2 separate regions of the Mus musculus genome follow, and region 2 is linked to region 1. The links are chromatin contacts, found by Hi-C or POLR2A ChIA-PET in ENCODE. All regions are on one chromosome and are shown on one strand. Each heading gives the region's core, a stretch centred on a gene start or an enhancer-like site at or near the end of the contact. The rest is flanking DNA. Distances are from core to core; before and after follow the strand shown.

Evidence for each region. A loop is a pair of places that touch in the nucleus more often than their neighbours do. ChIA-PET counts read pairs that join two places held with the same protein, here RNA polymerase II (POLR2A).
Region 2: a loop to region 1 is called in a map of heart, with 2.1 times the contacts of the local background. The contact joins the promoter of Gmppa here to the promoter of Ankzf1 in region 1. A Hi-C loop is called at or near these places in 1 of 37 maps with a recorded cell type or tissue (heart). POLR2A ChIA-PET finds 5 or more read pairs at or near these places in 1 of 5 experiments (embryonic stem cell).

The regions. Positions count from the first base shown.
Region 1 is chr1:75,190,062-75,194,337 of GRCm38, forward strand. Ankzf1 (ankyrin repeat and zinc finger domain containing 1) reads left to right here and starts at 2,099. Exons shown (of 13, transcript NM_026187.5): 1 at 2,099-2,616; 2 at 4,117-4,223. The coding sequence starts at 2,391. It overlaps Atg9a (autophagy related 9A), which reads right to left and starts at 1,949. Exons shown (of 16, transcript NM_001288612.1): 1 at 1,763-1,949; 2 at 762-819; 3 at 242-373; 4 at 51-94. The coding sequence starts at 344.
Region 2 is chr1:75,433,640-75,437,915 of GRCm38, forward strand. It overlaps Gmppa (GDP-mannose pyrophosphorylase A), which reads left to right and starts at 2,297. Exons shown (of 13, transcript NM_001357170.1): 1 at 2,297-2,673; 2 at 3,139-3,199; 3 at 3,298-3,395. The coding sequence starts at 3,160.

The DNA of each region.
Region 1 (4,276 bases), core at 849-3,348:
GAGACAGGCTAAAAGGTGGAAGAGCTCCAAAGCAGAGACACAAAGGATATTCGAGAGAAGAAGAGGTCAAGGTTTTCAATGTGGTGCCAAGGTGCTGTGGACACAGGAGCAGAGATGTCAGCTCCCTGAAGTGGCTATTCTCCCCCCCCAGCCTCCCCCCTCCGCTTGCCCTGCTCACTCAGGGTTCCTCCAGCAACTTCCGCCCATGCCCCTGCTCTAGCTGTCATGTCCCAAAACTCACATTTGCTCCCCTCGGCCACATGCACCAACAGGTCCTCTTCCCCGGGGGGCGAATCGCTATAGGAGGCCTCTAGGCGCTGGTATTCAGTGTCAAACTGTGCCATCACCACAGCCCCCTGTCCACCTTGTTAACCTGCCAGTGAAGAGAACCCGGATCAGATCCAGGCACTGTCTCCTTGCTGTCCTGCCCACCAGGCCAGAGGGAATGAGAAAGGGATTTGTTTTTTCCCACTAGCATCCTTGACTCAGAAGCAGTACAGGGATAATATAGCCCAAGAAGCACAGCTAAGCTTGGGACTTAAGGGGGCCTTCACCCTGGTCCTGAATCCCAGAACCTTTTGCTGGCTTAGCTACTATGCCAGAATCTGCCCCTCTGGTATGGGGTGAGTTGTTTCATTTTCTGTCCAATGAAGAGAAAGTTTCCTCCCCTGCCCCTCCTGGAAACCCTGGTCTCTCTAGAGACTAACAGTTTGAAAGCATGTTTTTGTAAACAAAGGTTTAAGATAAGCACATGGTCCTACCAGCTCCATGGACAGTTTCTGCTACACGTCAGTCCTGGGTGCCCTGGTTGGACAGCTGCTGGAGGAAAAGGTGTCAGGCTTCAAAGAATGGAGAGTTGGGACAGAAAAAAATCCAACCCTCCCACCGGTCCAAGCCCCCACTAAGGAGGGCAGAGAGATGGGGAAGAGACACTTTGCCAGTTGTGTCAGATGTCCCCTGTTGTTCTATGTAGAACCATTCATCTACTTTGAGGATACCAGGGAGTAACTAAACTCTCTGACCCAGTGCAGAGTGAGTCAGTACAGGTCCGAATCCAAACAGCCCTTTGGGACTGTTTTACCTCTGGTCTACCTCAACTTTAGAAATCAGACATGCTTTTCGGGGTCCAGAAAACCCCGAATGGGAGTCTTCTCAAGATTTTTCTGGACAATCCCTTCTGCTTCCCTAGCATCAGAGACGTAGGCAGGCATGGCTTTTGGATCAGAATTTTCCAGTCCATGTAGACTCCGGATCCCGCTTGAATAAGTGGGTTCCCTGGGTGCCTAGTGCCAGGTGGGGTCAAGGTGGTATGGTATACTCCCAATCAGTAAAGACTCTGGGGATGGTGGATCTTGGTCCGACCTGGTCCCAGAGGGAGTCCCTTGGTTAATAATAAGAGGTGTGTGCCTCTGGAAACACACTCACCTGGTCAGTGTAGACCCAGGGCCCATGGATCTCCCCAGGAAGGGCCTGTGCCCAGGGGTGTCTGTGGATGGTGGAGGGGTCGAGCCAGATCTACAGCTGAAATCCCTGGTGGGCTGGGATGCCTCCCCAATCCCAGCCACCTAGACCTGAGCACAGGGCGCCCCAGGGTCGCCCGGCCCCAGGCCGGGGGCTAGGCTCCCAACAGCGGACAACCCGGCGCGCGGCCCCGGCGCACGCGCGCTCCCCTGGCCGCGCGCGCCCTCTATCAAAACATTCTAGCTGCGCGCCCCCGGCCCGCCCGCCGCTCCCCTGCCCCCGTTACGCATTACAAGCTCACTTGGGGCTCAGTGGGCATCCCTGGCCAGCTTGGGCCTGGGTCTGGAGATTCCAGTTACCAGCCTCGCGTGTCACCGCAGGAACCGGGATCCAGGGGATTCCAGAAGCCGGGTCTGTTCTGCTGGGCTCTGCCAGACCCGGAGCTCTAGGCCCTCCGTCTGTCATTCACTGTCACCCGCAGCCAGTCTGGCCAATGAAAAAAGTGGGTGGAGACATGGTGGCCAATTCTTAGCCCAGGGGGCAGGACGGAAGGCTGAAGGCGGGTCTTGGAGAGCAGAAGACCAATAGTGTGCTCTACGTGATGAGGGGCTGGGCTACGGGCGCGGCAGTGTGTCCCCTTCGCCTCTCCGTAGCCGCCGAATTGTTGTGGTGTTGCAGAAATCCAGTTTTCGAACGTGGTCTTGCGTGTGGCTCGGCTCTCGGGACATTAGGGGAGGCTTCTGAGGGAGGGTCGAGTGACGAGGCTTGGTGTCGGTGCTAGTAGTTCCGTTGGGTAGACTCTGACTGGTAACTCCTGGACTCGAATTGGGTCTTGGTGCTCTCCATTTCACTCCTGAAGATCCTCACGTATTTACCGCAGAACTGATTTGTGGGAGCGGGTAAAGGCTGAAGGGCATTTCTGCGTGGGGATGGCCAAACCGGCTGGCGATGCGGCAGTAGGATCTCGTTCTGGAGAGTTGTTTCTGCCCTCCGTTTCTTCTTCAGCCACGTCGCCAGCTCCAAGTGCAGCCTCAGCCCCTGCCTCCGTTTCCCTGTTGTCCCTCAACGGGGAAGCTCCACTCATTCGGGGCCTGAGCCTGGTGAGCCAAGCTCCTGGGGAGGCTCTGGCCTGGGCGCCGCGTACTTCCTGTCCAGGTATCCGGGTTGCTTTGGGGTGGACCTATGAGGAACGTCACAGGGTTCCGTGAAGTCTATTAACACGGAAGACTTACATCGTGATTTCCCAATTTAGGAATCCACACTGACTTTATGTTGGTCGGCTTTTTCTTTCCTCAATATATTTCAGCCTTGGGTTGTTTATACAGGGCTGGCCCATAAATTGTCACCATAAAGGTTTCTAGCTATTGTTTATATCTCGTTACATTAATACCACTGCTTTTAAAACACCTTTCCTAGGTCTATTTCAAATCGAAGTAGACTCCAGTCAGATATATTCCCTTTTGCTAAATATAGAATAATTTACTGATTTTCTACACTAGTTTGTCTTCGGCTGTGTTTTCTTGCACTTTTTTAGGTTGTCCACTGCAACTGGGAGTTATAAGATGTGAACATCCATTTAGGAACTGGTTTTATATGGTTAAAAATAAATTTAATCTGGGAGTTGTTAATACCCACCTGTAACCCTAGCACTTAGGAATCTGAGGCAAGAAGGAGACGTGGGACTTTAAGAAAAACCTAGACTGTACAGTGTACAGGTCTGGATTCCATCCCCAGTGCGGCAGAAGTATTTTAGGGCTTACTAGGAAGGGGGCTAAAGGGACCTTTCAGACACTGTGATGTACACCTTTCCTAGGTTTTGGTTAGGTATCAAGATGTGATAAAGACCATTCCTGGACTTGTTTTCCTGGGTGTGTGCTTGCTTAAACTCAGAGAGACCGCTATGTACACCCACAAGTTCACTTTTAAGAGCAAGGGGTTGCCCATTAACCATATCAGTGGGGATGTTGTGTTTTGTTTTGTTTTTGAGATAGGGTCTTACTGCGTAGCCTTGGTTGGCCTGGAACTCACTATGTAGACCAGGCTGACCTCTAACTCATAAGACATCTGTCTGCCTCTGCCGAGCTGCATCACCACGTCCAGCTTCAGTTAAGTTTGATGTAAAGGGATAGAAGTACTTCTAGAGTTAGCCTTAACTGTGTATCTGAGGATTTGGAAGACATGGATTCAGGAATTATTTTCCTGATTGATGGCTCAGTTTTGATAATTTACCCTTGTTAGAAGGTTCCTCAGATGTGTTGGGTAGCACTCAATAGACTGAAAAAGGAGCTGCGGGCCGGATGCAGTTCAGTGGTACAGGACATGCTTAGGATGTAGGAGATCATAAAGACCCTACATCAGAAAGAAGACTGAACCTAGTGCCATTTGTTTTCTACAAGATTTCCCTAAACAGCCCACGTTGATAACTCAACTGTAATATTAACGTTTACACGTGTCTTTCCAAGTGTATTTATTGTACGGAATAGTCACTGTATCGTTTATTTCATGATTGCCAGAGTGTAAATTCTTGGAAGGCAAGGTCATGCCATCTTTTTCTTCTGTATTATCAGGTATTCAGTATAGTCCTGGGTACTGTAGGTTCACTGTGGTTTGGATATAATCCCTTTCTACTTCCAACTACCCTTGTCTTCCTTTCAGGAGAGAACACAAGCTCGGGGGGAAAAGTATCTCCATATTCTCTGGAAATTTCAGAGAAATTATTTTGTTCAGCCTGTGACCAGATCTTCCAGAACCACCAGGAACAGGTAAAAGGCCAGCAGATGAGGTTAGATGGTAGAAGCAGAAGTGTAATTCTGGC
Region 2 (4,276 bases), core at 1,047-3,546, 240 kb after region 1:
AAGGACTTCAGCAGACCTAGAGGTTGGGGAGTCAATTATAATGTTAACCTTCAAGGGTGGTAATGACCATCCAGACCCTGTTCTGTCACAAAGATGGAAGAGAGGCACTGGGAAAACAGTGCAGGGGTTACCTCTTCCAATTTCCAGGTTAGGTGTCTAGTGGGATAAGGGAAAGGGGCAGAGATGGTGTGCTGGCAGACTGCACAGAGAGCAGGCCTCAGTTCTATTATGAGAGTTCTGAATACTGACCCAGCCTGGAAGGATGGGGGTGTTTCAGAAGGAACTGAAAGAGAAGGGTCTGCCTTGGCTTCTGAAGGACAAAGTTCTGGCAAAGGCAGTGTAGCCAAGCTGACGTAATGAATCTCAACTTTCCTGGACCTGTTTATCTGCTGGAGTTAGGATGCAAGGAGCTGTGCTATAGGCCTAAGTAGTACTGTCTCCAAGGATCCAGAGGTAGTGGTGGCTCTGGGAGTGCAAGATACTGATAACTGGCCATCTGGACCAGTATAGAGCATCAACGATGCCAACCAGTGCTCAGATTCCATGGGCATCCTTATGGAAGGCTCATGTGCTCTAGGTTCAGAACAGCGTCACCCTGTGGGCATCTGCAGTGGTAGTGTCCAGGCGGGAGTGCATTTGTAGCTGGGCCTAGTCCAGACCGAGTGAGGAGGAACCCACCCTCCACACTGACTGGAGGGCATGACAAGCCTAGCAATTTCCTCCCTTCCTTCAGGTCCTGATCCCACCCAGACTGAGAAGTCAGCCCGGGGCTCCCATCCTAGGATTCTAGGACCCAAGGTCACAGTGTGCGTGCGCCAGGATTTAAAATCTAGTTTTCTGGCTCCCAACCCAGGGCGCTTTCCTTACACAGAGCTGTCTCCGAAGCACTTGTGAGAGCTGTATCTCTTTTGATCTTCTACTTGACCCAGAGAAAAAGGGACAGGGATAAGTCCTGTTTAATAACGAAAGAGATAAAATGTAAAGGCTAGTCATCTGTCCAATAACATACTGTGAATTCAAATGCATCGTGTGGAGTTAGGGCCAGATATTCCTCATCTCATGGTGATGCTCGTGTCCTATGGTCAGGTTCCCCTGTCCTTTGTTGAGTCCATGCTAAGATATAAAAGGGACCTCAAAGACGCCATGGCAGCACTGACTGCCCACTCCATGTCTGCCAGACCAAGCACGGGTAGGACATTGAGGACCACGACAGGGAGGTCTAGGATCTGCAGCTAAGGCAGGGCTGAGACTGGGACCTGTGTAGTATTGTTCCCAGAAACTGGACTGCAAAGAATGAGCTTTATAATTAACGCTCATTACACACACAGATAAACTGACCCACAGATCTGCCCTCCGTCTCTCCACACCTTCCCCAGGGTGTAGAGATTGGTCCTAACACCACCAGCGCCTTACCATTCCCCAGGACTACCCCAGGACATGGCCCAAGGCTTCCTCAGGTGGACATGGCTTGAAAGGGACCATCAGACCTTTTTACCCTGGCTGCGATCCCAGGTGCTGGTGGGATCCAAACCCTCTTCTGCCTTGCTTAATAAAACTGCTTTCCTGGCTGGAGAGATGGCTCAGTGGTTAAGAGCACCGACTGCTCTTCTGAAGGTCCTGAGTTCAAATCCCAGCAACCACATAGTGGCTCACAACCATTCGTTAATGAGGTCTAACGCCCTCTTCTGGTGCATCTGAAGACAGCTACAGTGTACTTAGATATAATCTAAAAAACAAAAATAAAACAAAATTGCTTTCCTTCTGATCCTCCTCGTGCTTGTTTGTTTTGTTTTCCATCGCCATTTCCTCTCCCTGCCTGCCCCCCCCCCCATATTTATTCCAAGACCCACAGGCCAAGGTCACAGAATGTTGGAGTCACTAGGAAATCTGGAAAGCTCATTTTACAGGTAGTAGTCATCCGGAATAGGATTTCTCTCAGTGTCAAATTTCTCAGCTGGACAAATTTTGGAACTGTGATTGCTCCTTTTCTTTTGCTCAGTCTAGGCTCAGCCCCTCCAGGCTGTTCCAAAGCTGGCCACCCAGGGGATTGTCCTGTGACTTAGTGCTCCGCTGCCCCTGAGCCCATACTGGAAAAGCTTAGGTCTCAATCTCAAGTTTCCAGGCCTAACTTCTTAGCCCCCATCCTTACTCCTCTCTCTCCTCAGTTAAGCCTTGTCCTACGGTGACTTGACGGAACGCACCAGGTTTCCAGCACGTTTCCCAAGTGTCTTATTGGAGTTGGAGAGAGAACGTTTTCAAAACTACAATTCCCAGCAGCCCCCGCGAAAGAGCTCTCGCGGGTTGTAAGGAGACACGTACGCGGAAGGAGCAAGCAGTGGCAGGCGGCAGAGCTGGCGTAAAGGGAGCTAGTGGTAAAAGGATCTACATGGTGGAGGGGGTGGTGGGCAGGGTAAGGTGTAGCAGACGGACCCTGGACGTAGGGAGGGCTCACAGGGCCTGTCTTTCTCTCCTCATGCCCACGCTTGTGTTGGTTCTATAACCAATGGCTACGAGAAACTGACGTCTATTGGACTGACTCAGTTGTGGGGTCCAGGTCAGCAATCAATCTTTGGAATCCAGAGATTCCGCACCAGTGGTCGGTATGCGCACGGCTGGAGTAGTAGGCTCAGCGTTTGACATGTCAACGGAACCTGTCTTTTGATTCGAGCACATGTAGGTAGTTGTAGAATTCACAGTCAGCACCTAGAGGTGTTAGGGTTGGTGCTCATCAAATGCAGATTGATGTTAGTTCTGTACTTGGGGCGCATTCATAGGATTAAAATTAAATACCCAGAGCTCACTCAAGGTTTGTGGTTCCATATTCACCGCTGGGATTCGGAGTTGAACAGCTAGAAGGAGGAAGCAGTCATTTGCAAGGCACTGGGACTAGAGGTTTCAGGGTTTTGAGATCTGGGGTCAGAGAAGGGGGTCCGTTGAGTACCCGTGTTTACATAATTTGTTCACGGCCAAAGAGAAGTCATTAGAGATAAAAGGGAGGGCTGCAGGGTTTTGAAGCCATCTGAGTTCTGGATTGGGATGAATTTCGTGATTGTGTGCCCAAGGAGGGACTATACTGAACTTTTGTGTTTACATCCTAGGAAAGGACTATGTGTTGTAATTATTCTGTTGTGGTTTGAGGTTTAGGTAATAGCGCTCATCATGCTCAAAGCTGTGATTCTCATTGGAGGCCCCCAGAAGGGTGAGGAGATGGGGGACAGGGGAGCGGGTAGGCTGGAGAGGTCGGTGGGGTTGGGACACAAGGAAATAGGAAGCTAAAACGTTCTCCTGTCCTCTCAGGGACTCGCTTCAGGCCTTTGTCTTTTGAGGTGCCCAAACCTCTGTTTCCTGTGGCAGGCGTTCCCATGATCCAGCACCATATAGAAGCCTGTGCCCAGGTAACCCCACACTTCCTGCCCCTCTCCTTCATGGTGTGTGTCTGTCTTCCATTTCCCAGCTGCCATCTTTTCCCACCAACTACGGCTCCACGGGCTGCCATTCACAGGCGTCTGAGCACTGCTTTGGGCAGCCAGTCCTGGTGACTTCCCTGCCTCTTGCTGCTGCTCAGATTTCACACTTAGTTTTACAGTATGGAATGTGAAGCCAGGCAGGGATCTTAAAGAATAAGCTAGAGCCATAGCAGGGGGAATCAGTGATAAAGCGCAGAGCACCTATGCTGTAGCTCCTTTTCTTTATTGCTCCATTATTGGGATAGACAAGGTTTGAGTCTGAGTCCTGTCTTCCTGCTGGGACCTGGAGCAAGCCAAATTTCAACCTCTTTCAGCTCTAGTTTTCTTATCTGTAAAGGAGATTAAACCTCCCGTGCAGAGTGTTGAAGCTGTAAAATGCCTAATTCAATGCAGACCCCTGATAAATGACCCTGTCATCTTAGGCTGGAACCAAACTTAGAATAATATATAATGGGAGATGGTTTGGTGGGTAAGTGCTTGCTTGCACAAATGTGAGGCTGTGAGTTTGATCCCTGTCATCACCCTTTTAAAGAGCCAGTGTTGGTGATAGGTTTGCCATCTTAGGACTGAGAAGGTAGATCACTGGGGCTTCCTGGCCAGCCAGGCTAGCCTAATCATTAGGTCCCAGACCCCAGTGAGCGCTGACCCTGAGAAGGTGGGCTACTCCTGAGGACAGAGCCATGTAGAGATCCAAGATTGACCTTTGGCTTCCATGTGGTTGTTTACACAGGGGCTTGTGTACCCCCACATATGCATGGGCACACTTACACGAGCTACACATACAACTCAGAGACACTGCGTGTGTCTAG